Regions from separate parts of the Homo sapiens genome. Here region 1 is linked to region 2. A link is an interaction called in ENCODE POLR2A ChIA-PET data of the cell type or tissue named here. Cell type or tissue: A673. All regions are shown on one strand. Links, peaks and the distances in the headings refer to the core of each region. The heading gives the core; the rest is flanking DNA.

Region 1 (7,834 bases), core at 4,100-6,599, 790 kb before region 2:
TAGGTGCACACAGTGGCACGTACCGGTAGTCATAGTTATTCTGGGAGGCTGATGCAGGAGGATTACTTCATCCCAGGAATTTGAGGCTGCGGCGAGCTATGCTCACGTTTATGCTACTGCACTCCAGCCTGGGCAACCTGGAGAGAGCAGCTTGGAAAGCAATACCTTGTCTCTAAAATCAAACAGACAAAAATAATGTATCAGCATGGGTTTTATAGTCATAGATCTGGTTCTGATATGAGCTTTGCTGCTTATTAGCTGTGTAACAGTGAGACATTTACTTAACTTCTCTGATCTGAAGTGAGTTAATATCTTTCTCACGGGGTTTTGGGATGACTAAATGAAATCATGTTTATAAAACATTTAGCACAGTCTGGCTTGACACTTGGCATGCAGTCAATGTTAGCACCACCCCTTATTAAAAGCTAATTGGGGCCAGGCACGGTGGCTCATGCCTGTAATCCCAGCACTTTGGGAGGCCGAGGCAGGCAGGGATCACGAGGTCAGATCAAGACCATCCTGGCTAACATGGTGAAACCCCGTCTCTATTAAAAATACAAAAAATTAGCTGGGTGTGGTGGCCTGCACCTGTAATCCCAGTTACTCGGGAGGCTGAGGCAGAGAACTGCTTGAACCCGGGAGGCAGACGTTGCAGTAAGCCGAGATTGTACCACTGCACTTCAGCCTGGGCGACAGAGCGAGACTCCATCTCAAAAAAAAAAAAAAAAGCTATTTGTATTGATTAGACCTCTTTTTAAGGGATTTCCTTGATCAGAGGCCGGAATGACTATCTTAGATGTTACACTTATCATGGGTGTTATATCATGTGGCTGCACAGGCCTGTTCCTGAACTTCCTGGGAAGTCAACCTTCTTCGGCACCTCAGATGAGTTCATTGAGAAGCGACGACAAGGTCTGCAGCACTTCCTTGAAAAGTGAGTGGACAGAACGGCTGGTGCTGGCCACCAAGGGTGGAGGCAGGGGTGGAGGAATGTGCCAGGCAGGATGGAGCTCCCTGCTCAGGTAGCCAGAAGTTCTTAAGAGGATGGGGAATGGAGAGCAGTTCCTCAGGGTGATGCTCTGTGTTGTGCTACCTGTGTTTTTCCCAGGGTCCTGCAGAGTGTGGTTCTCCTGTCAGACAGCCAGTTGCACCTATTCCTGCAAAGCCAGCTCTCGGTGCCTGAGATAGAAGCCTGTGTCCAGGGCCGAAGTACCATGACTGTGTCTGATGCCATTCTTCGATATGCTATGTCAAACTGTGGCTGGGCCCAGGAAGAGAGGCAGAGCTCTTCTCACCTGGCTAAAGGAGACCAGCCTAAGAGGTAACTGGAGTACTCTTTGAGATAGCAGGGGCTAGGTTTGCTATAACCTGGACCAGAGAGGTGTCCATTTGTTAGGGAAAGTAATGTCATAGCATTGGTAGCCTTTCACAACCTTTCTTGTTCTTTGGGTGCGTGGCTTTCTATCCAGGTGGGTCTGTGTTAACCCACCACTGGGTAGCAGGGGCTCCTACTGAAACCTGGGGAGAAAGAAGGGAAAGCTTTCTCATTTATTCGGTTTTTTATTCCTCCTCCCTCCCTTTTTATTTATTTATTTTTTTGTGTGGAGACGGACGCTCACTCTTTCACCCAGGCTGGAGTGCAGTGGCGTGATCTCGGCTCACTGCAACCTCTGCCTCCTGGGTTCAAGCGATTCTCCTGCCTCAGCTTCCTGAGTAGCTGGGATTACAGGCAAGTGCCACCACACCTGGCTAAGTTTTGTATTTTTAGTAGAGACGGGATTTTGCCATGTTGGCCAGGCTGGTCTCAAACACCTGACCTTAGGTGATCCGCCTGCCTCTGCCTCCCAAAGTGCTAGGATTATTGGCATAAGCCTGGCCTAATAGCTTTATTGACACACAATTTACCTGCCATAAAGTTTACCTTTTTAGATACAGTTCAGTAGTTTTTAATATAGTCACAGGGTTGTATAACTGTCAGCCACCACAGTCAATTTTAGAACATTTTCATCACCCCGAAAGAAACCCTGTACCCATGAGTAGTGACTCCCCTGTCCTTCCCTCCCCCCCAGCTCCTGGCAACCACTAGTCTACTTTCTCTGTCTATGCATTTGTCTATTTTGGACATTTACACAAATGGAGTCATATGATTTGTGGTCTTTTGTAACTGGCTTTTTTCATCTAACAATGTTTTCAAGGTTCATTTGTATTTTATCATGTGTCATTACTTCATTACTGTTTTTTTCTCTTTTTTTCCCCCATTTTTATGGCTAAATAGCAGTCCATTTATATGGTGCTATATACCACATTTTGTTTATCCATTCACTTGCATTTATCTGTTTTTTTTTTTTTTTTTTTTTTTGAGACAGAGTCTTGCTCTGTTACCCAGGCTGGAATGCAGTGGCATGATCTCGGCTCACTGCAACCTCCGCCTCCCAGGTTCAAGCAACTCTTCTGCCTCAGCCTCCCTAGTAGCTGGGATTACAGGCACCTGCCACCACACCCAGCTAAGTTTTTGTATTTTTAGTAGAGATAGGGTTTCACCATGTTGGCCAGGCTGGTCTCGAACTCCTGACCTCAGGTGATCCACCCGTTTCAGCCTCCCAAAGTGCTGGGATTACAGGTGTGAGCCATCGCACCTGGCCTTTTTTTTTTTTTTTTTTTTGAGATGGAGTCTTGCTCTGTTGCCCAGGCTGGAGTGCAGTGGCACGATTCAGCTCACTGCAAGCTCTGCCTCCCGGGTTCACACCATTCTCCTGCCTCAGCCTCCCGAGTAGCTGGGACTACAGGCGCCCGCCACCATGCCCGGCTAATTTTTTTTGTATTTTTAGTAGAGACGGGGTTTCACCGTGTTAGCCAGGATGGCCTCCATCTCCTGACCTCGTGATCTGCCCACCTCGGTCTCCCAAAGTGCTGGGATTACAGGCGTGAGCCACCACGCCCGGCCTCTTTTTTATTTTTTTAAATTGAGATAGGGTTTCACCAGGTTACCCAGGTTGGTCTCCACCTCCCAGACTCAAATAATTCACCATGCCCAGCCATTTTTTTTTTTTTTAATCGGGCAGCCTCCTGAGTCAGAACAGGCTCAGAGAGACTTCCCTTTCTGTTCATTTTTGTTTATATGTTCATACTTTTTTTTCTGAGACAGAGTCTCACTCTGTTGCCCAGGCTGAAGTGCAGTGGTGTAATCATAACTCACTGCAGCCTTGACCTCCAAGGCTCAAGCAATCTTCTGGCCTCAGCTTCCTGAGTAGTTGGGATTACAGGCACATGCCAACATCCCTGGCTAATTTATTTTTTTGTAGAGACGGAGTCTCCCTATGTTACCCAAGCTGTTCATACCTTTCTTTTCCCTTTCCCACTCTTTTCCAGTTGCTGCTTTCTTCCAAGATCGGGTAGGAGGAGCTCTCCCTCACCGCCTCCCAGTGAAGAAAAGGACCATTTAGAAGTGTGGGCTCCAGTTGTTGACTCTGAGGTTCCTTCCTTGGAAAGTCCCACTCTCCCACCCCTCTCCTCACCATTATGCTGTGATTTTGGAAGACCCAAAGAGGGAACCTCCACTCTTCAGTCTGTGAGGAGGGCTGTGGGAGGAGATCATGCTGTGCCTTTGGACCCTGGTCAGTTAGAAACAGTTTTGGAAAAGTGAGCTCTGGGTTCTGCTCTGAGATGGTCAGAGAAGATGCGGGCCAGGAGACTTACTCAGGTGGGACTGGGCACAGGGCAGGTATGTGGGAGGCTGGGCTGCTTAGTGTCTTCTAGTCACCTCTGCTTGGGCTGATTGACAGAGGTCAGTCATTACAGCCCCTTATGCCTCTTCCATGGGAACAAATACTGTGCAGATGTTTGTAAGTTAAACATAAGACACAGGGGCTGTTGCTTTTGAACAGAACCCTATATTACTCTCCTGGGATCTGAGTTTCTGCAGGTCATTTGTATGTAGGACCAGGAGTATCTCCTCAGGTGACCAGTTTTGGGGACCCGTATGTGGCAAATTCTAAGCTGCCATATTGAACATCATCCCACTGGGAGTGGTTATGTTGTATCCCCATCTTGGCTGGCTTCAGTTTTTGCTGTAGCCCTAGAGCACTTTGTTTGTGGGAGGCTGGCCTCTTGCCTACCTCCTTGCATGGACAGGGGGATGAATATTTACTTTCCCACCTCCTTGCTTTTTCTTTCACTGATACCACTGAATGGAACTGGTGCTGTGACTCCTGCTGCTGGGGATTTATGTCCCGAGACCTTAGCCTGGCTGAGTGGAGCCTGAGACCTGCACAACAGCTCATGGTCATGCATGAGAGAGAAGTGGCTGGCCACAGCCAGAGGGAACAGTAACAGCCCAGGGGCCTTTATTTTGGGAAAGGCTGTCCCGGGCTGTTACTGTCTCTTCTGGTTATAAAGCAGACATGTGGCCATCTTTTCCGCAGGGTTAGAGTGGGCTCCTTTCTTTTTGGAATCCTTTTCTTCTCCTTTGGTAGCAGCTCCCTGCCTCCAGGGCTTCCGCCACCAGCGTCTCTGCTGTGTTGCGCAGTGCAGTGGGGTGCAAGGGCTTTGTTTCTGCCTGCCTGAAAGAGAGGGCTCTGGGGATGGAGATGAGAAACAACACGCTCTCCTTCAGACAATGAGGCATTCTGTCCTCCTGCTGCCATTCTTCATCTCCACTGAGAGCCAGAGCTGGTAGGAGCCGAGTGCCACAGGCATTCTGCATTGCTCTACTCTTAGGTTTGTGTGTGTGATCCTTCCCCTCCCTGTCGCCCACTCCTCCCTCCTCTGGCTATCCTACCCTGTCTGTGGGCTCTTTTACTACCAGCCTATGCTGTGGGACTGTCATGGCATTTAGTTCAGAGTGGAGGGGCTTTGGCCTGAAATAAAATGCAAGTATTTAAGATTGTTGTTGCAATTTGTGTCTAACAAGCTGTAGCAGAGAAGGAGGGAGTGAGCGCTGGCAGTATTTCCTTTCATAAATCATGAATTTATCAGTGTGGAAATAATGCTTCAGAACTGTGCTCTGTAGCCCTCCTGCATTGTGTGTGCAGCTCAAGTTCACCACTGGAGGAAGGATTGTCTTCCAAAGAGCTGGGATCCAACTCTTCTCACAGTTCTGGGCGTGAACCTTGTTAGGTATAATTTACCTGATGCTGCTTCCATCCTCGCAGTCTGTCTGAGGTGCCAGGTGCTGAAAGAGAAATAAAGTTTGTCAACAGGCAGATGCAAAGCCCTGGCTGGTATTCATCCCTCTTTCCTGCCCGCCTCCCCTGGGTCTCTCCTTTATATGATGCAGCAGAGCAAGGCGAGGATAGAAAACCTACAGAGGCAAATCCAAAATGTCAGAAGAAGTTCATTTAAAAGGGGAAAAAAACTCCATGTGCAACCCTCACAAAAACCCGACAGATGCTAAGCTAATGGCATCCGCTCTGCCGATTGGTGGGGATGGCTCATGAATATTAATGAGCCCAATGCTCCAAATGGTGCAGCTGTGAACCCAGCTGTGCCTGAAGCTCTCTGATCTCGAAACTTCCAGACAGGAGCTGGAGGTGGTCTGTGTCAATTCCCTACTCAGCCAAAAAAACAGCAAGCTGGGTTGGCCTTCTTCTGTTTGCTCCTTTTCTTCCTGGAGTTGGTGCTCAGCAGCTAGTTCTGCCAGCCGGCTAGGCTGCTGGGACAGCAGGAGCCATTCAAAGACATGGATGTGATTTTTCTGACTCCCAGCTTTTTTAATGATCCATTAGCAGCATGCATACAACAGCACCTCAGTTAATCTAAGGCCAGGCACCATCTCTTTTCAGTCTCTCTCTTAACTGAGTATAGGCCTTGGAAGGAGAAGTCCTAGGAAGGAAAGCACTTTTCTAATAATACAAGCCTAGGGTCATCCGAAAAATAGCGCACATGAGTTTTCCTCTCCATCCAGATAGTGCCATAGGCCCCTCTTCTGTTTTGCTCTGTCCCTGCGTGTGCCCAGGTCTAGCCACTGTGGCCAGATGACCTCTATGAAAGATGGAGGATTAGCTGTGGGGAGTGGCTCATTGAGCTGTTTTGTAGGATAAAAATATTTTGTTTAGAATTTAGTTTTGAGTCAAGTTCTGTCCTGATGTAGTCACCTTTCTTCTGTCAGATACCTCCATGGCCCACATCTAGTCATCCATTACCCAGGATGACTGATTCCAAGCTTGTGGAGGTTGTTTGGTGGGAGGAAATGTGTTTGTGTGTGAGGGGGGTGTTTTCTTACATTAAAATACTAAGTTTTATAAACATAATTTTATTGGCCCTTCTCAGTGCCTAGCAAGGAAGGTAGGTTAGGTATATGCTCCTTTTTTCGTTGAGGAAACTGAGCTCAATGTTTTTGTGTGTGTTTTTTTATTTGTTTGTTTGTTTGTTTTGAGATGGGCAGCCTTTGCTGCCCAGGCTGGAGTGCAGTGGTACAATCTCGGCTCACTGCAACCTCCACCTCCCGGGGTCAAGCAGTTCTCCTGCCTCAGCCTCTAGAGTAGCTGGGATTACAGGGGCCTGCTACCACACCCAGCTAATTTTTGTATTTTTATTTTTATTTTATTTATTATGATTATTTTTTGACATGGACTCTTGCTCTGTTGCCAGGCTGGAGTGCAGTGGCGCCATCTTGGCTCACTGCAACCTACACCTCCCGGGTTCAAGTGATTCTCCTGCCTCAGCCTCCCGAGTAGCTAGGACTACAGGCACGTGCCACCACGTCCAGCTAATTTTTGTATTTTTAGTAGAGACGGGGTTTCACCATGTTAGCCAGGATGGTCTTGATCTCTTGACCTCATGTTCCACCTGCCTCAGTCTCCCAAAGTGCTGGGATTATAGGCGTGAGCCACCACGTTTGGCAATTTTTGTATTTTTAGTAGAGACGGGGTTTCACCATGTTGGCCAGGCTGGTCTTGAACTCCTGACCTCAAGTGATCCGCCTGCCTCAGCCTCCCAAAGTGCTCGGATTACAGGCGTGAGCCACTGTGCCCAGCCAAGTGTGGTTTTTTAAAAAGCATGTTTTTAGATGATGGTGGAATATGTTCACATGAGAGATACTTTCCAAGCTCTGTGAGACAAGTCCCCTACCACTCCAAAAAAGAAAAAGTCTACCACTACATTCAAGGAAAAAAACAACAACCCTGCAGGGCTTTTCAGAATTGTTCTCAGAAATCAGAGCTCTTTCACAGTTCTTAGTTTTCTCATGCTAAGGCCTTACATCCATACTACCGAGTCCAAGGTACCTCCTATCCTCTCTGTTAGCTTTGCTTGGGAGGTGATAATGACTTTTTTTTTTTTTTTTTTTTGAGATGGAGTTTTGCTCTGTTGCCCAGGGTAGAGTGCAGTAGCATGATCTCGGCTCTCTGCAAACTTCACCTCCCGGGTTCAAGTGATTCTCCTGCCTCAGCCTCCTGAGTATCTGGGACTACAGGTGTCCACCACCACGCCTGGCTAATTTTTGTATTTTTATTAGAGATGGGATTTCACCATGTTGGCCAGGCTGGTCTCAAACTCCTGACCTCGGGTGATCTGCCCTCCTTGGCCTCCCAAAGTGCTGAGATTACAGGTGTTAGCCACTGAGTCTGGCCTTATTAGAGATACGACTTCTTAGGGGGGAAAAACACTTCTATTTTAGCCATGACTGGATTTGGAGTTGGAAAGCTGGAGACCTCAAATCTCAAGATATAATAAACAGACAACTTATGCTCAAAATGTTAACAAGAACTACACTTCCTAGGAGACAGAGTCCTCCTGACTGAATAAGCAGAGTGAATAATTTTACTTTTCTTTTGTTCAGGGGAGATCTGGTCTATTTTCACAAGCAAAGGAGAAGGAAAAAAAGCCAAGGGGTACT
Region 2 (2,500 bases), core at 1-2,500:
TTTCAGAACCACTCTCTTGGGGTGTTAAGGCCTTATTTTCTCTCCTGAACAGGTTGAGAAAGGCTGCAGGTCTGTGCCATTCAAGATTTGGGGTGTCTTAATTTGAGTCTTGCAATAAGTTGCTTTGAAGGCAGTGGCGGTGGTGGTGGTGGTGATCATTATGGTTTCATTTTTGTTTTGTTTTGTTTGTTTTTGTTTTGTTTTGTTTTGTTGGTAGAGGCAGGTATCTCACTATGTTGCCCAGGCTGGTCTTGAATTCTTGTCCTCAAGCAGTCGTCCTCTTGTGGCTCCCAAAGCACTGGGGTTACAGGCATGAGCCTCCATGCCTGACCTGATTATAATATTTTAATAATGACAAATGTCTGAGATTGGAAATCACATTAGATATGAAATGAGTTTCTAGTGCATCTTCTTTCTGGATGCTTCTGAGGTTTTGCTTCATAGAGTTCCCATTTTAGTTGCCTTTGGGGGCTGAAAACTCAGTGTGGACATCTTCTCGCATATTTTGGATTGGTGTTTTTATAGTGGTCTGAACTTCTCTGGGACAGAGAACACGTGCAGGTTGAAGTTGAGAAAGTACCCCCAAACTGATTATTCTGTTTTCCTGCTATCCAACATGTTTCCAGGTTTGTGTGAGGGAAGAGCAGCATTTGAAATAAACTTAGAGACATGATTCATTTTTCTAGGACTTGCTCAGACCCAGGGATATGTTCTGCTGTGATTTTGGCAGTGAAGAAGTCTTTTAAAGGAGGTTGTCCTTAAAGAAGTACTTCATCTCGTTAGGGTACTTAATTAATTGTCTTTGCTGGTAGGCTAAAACCCATGATGATAAAGAAATTTAGTCGTTGCTTCTGTATGAAATTTGTTCGCGAAAGCGTGTCTCAAAGTAGGCTCTCCCTCATTGGGTCAATATAAAACTCTTTTGAGATACCAGCCACAGGACAGTGGGGTAAAAGTAGTAGAAGTGTGTTAGGTAGAAAAGGAGAAGCTGCCCTGAAATTGAAAATTTGCCATAAAGAATCACAGAGTAGAAAATTTCAGCCGGGTGCGGTGGCTCACACCTGTAATCCCAGCACTTTGGGAGGCCGAGGCGGGTGGATCACCTGAGGTCAGGAGTTCGAGACCAGCCTAGCCTGGCGAAACCCCGTCTCTACTAAAAATACAAAAATTAGCCAGGCATGGTGGCGCATGCCTCTAGTCCCAGCTACTCGGGAGGCTGAGGCACAAGAATTGCTTGAACCTGGGAGGCAGAGGTTGCAGTGAGCCAAGATCACGCCACTGCACTCCAGCCTGGGTGACAGAGGGAGACTTTGTCTCAAAAAAGAAAGAAAAGAAAATTCTTAGGTGTTCCTAGTTGACTGTATTAGCTTTATCAGCCATGTTTTTTTTTTCCTCTTTACCTAGAAAACAATGTTGGGCTGACTTACTGACAAAAGAAATTTAACGAGAGTTGACTCTGTTGTAAAGCTTCAGAGAGCAGTAGGTCTAGAGTTCCTGGGGGAGCAAAGCTGAAAAGATAGAGGCACTTAAGAGCAGTCCCCAGTGAAGTTACTATTAGGCATTACTGACTTGGGCTTTCCTCAAGTACAGCAGGGAAACAGAAGCAGGCAGTCAACTTGAACAAGCCAGTCCTGGCTTAGGTTGTGTTCGGCTTCCAGCTCCGGTGCCATCTCTTCAATTAATTGAGCTAAAAATAAATGTCATTAACATCCAAGCTGTCCCCTCCCCCTAATACTTGGTTGGGTTTATGAAAGAGAGGAGCAATTTTGGTATTTGACGTTTTCCATATATTATTTTCAGACCTTCCACTGTCTGGAAGCACCCCTTATTCTCTTCCTGTTCTTTGGAAGAGTTGTGTAGTCTTAAGAGAATTTGACACTCCTTGGGGGTTTGATACAGAACTGGATCCCCAATAGCCCCACCACATGGCCTCTAACCAGATGGCTTCAGTCACCTGTGTCCCTTTATGCTCAACTTCCCTCTCCCCTCACTAACTCCATCACCACCCATAAACAAGCTCTTTGAGATCCACGGAGATTAACATTTAGACAACTTTGGAGCTAATTGCTTACCTAATTTCTTTTGTTTTGATTGTCGTAACTGTTTCTAGTACAAAGAAAATCCCTTCAAAGTTACATAGCTTGCTATTACCTGTTCTTTTGCCCCCCCCCCTTGATTTGAGGATTAGGCAATTGACTGATTTCTGGTGAAATCAGAACATGAGCATGAGACAGAGGCTGGGAAATTCCAGAGTATTAATAGTGAAAGAGAAACTTATGGTGAGTCACTTATGGTGGTGTTGCCGGGCCCCAGGGTACTTGTTCCCTATTCTTTCTCTGCCTCACCCTCCATTCCTTCTGATGTGTTTACAGTACATGGACTGGACCTGCCTGGAGCCCAGCCCAGAGCATCTCCTCAGTGCTCATCTCTATCCAGTCCCTGATGACTGAGAACCCCTATCACAATGAGCCCGGCTTTGAACAGGTAAGGCCAGATGGGC

Evidence for each region. ChIA-PET counts read pairs that join two places held together with the same protein. Peaks named below come from ENCODE experiments on the same cell type or tissue, not always from the same donor. Only the 100,000 strongest peaks of a DNase experiment are listed, where the experiment ranks them.
Region 1: POLR2A ChIA-PET joins it to region 2 with 5 read pairs; 1 of 35 experiments calls an interaction of 5 or more read pairs at or near these places.

What each region holds. Positions count from the first base shown.
Region 1 is chr17:48,117,866-48,125,699 of GRCh38, forward strand. It overlaps SNX11 (sorting nexin 11), which reads left to right. Exons shown (of 7, transcript NM_013323.3): 5 at 839-934; 6 at 1,109-1,321; 7 at 3,370-5,736. The coding sequence ends at 3,643. Among named protein-coding and RNA genes, the nearest start is that of SNX11, 14 kb to the left of the region's middle. In A673, for the core only: no CTCF peak of the experiment used is centred there; a DNase peak (open chromatin) is centred at 5,446.
Region 2 is chr17:48,913,704-48,916,203 of GRCh38, forward strand. UBE2Z (ubiquitin conjugating enzyme E2 Z) reads left to right here. Exons shown (of 7, transcript NM_023079.5): 4 at 2,373-2,484. Among named protein-coding and RNA genes, the nearest start is that of UBE2Z, 6.5 kb to the left of the region's middle. RefSeq lists an enhancer at 2,120-2,459. In A673, for the core only: no CTCF peak of the experiment used is centred there; no DNase peak of the experiment used is centred there; H3K27ac peaks cover 1,302 bases.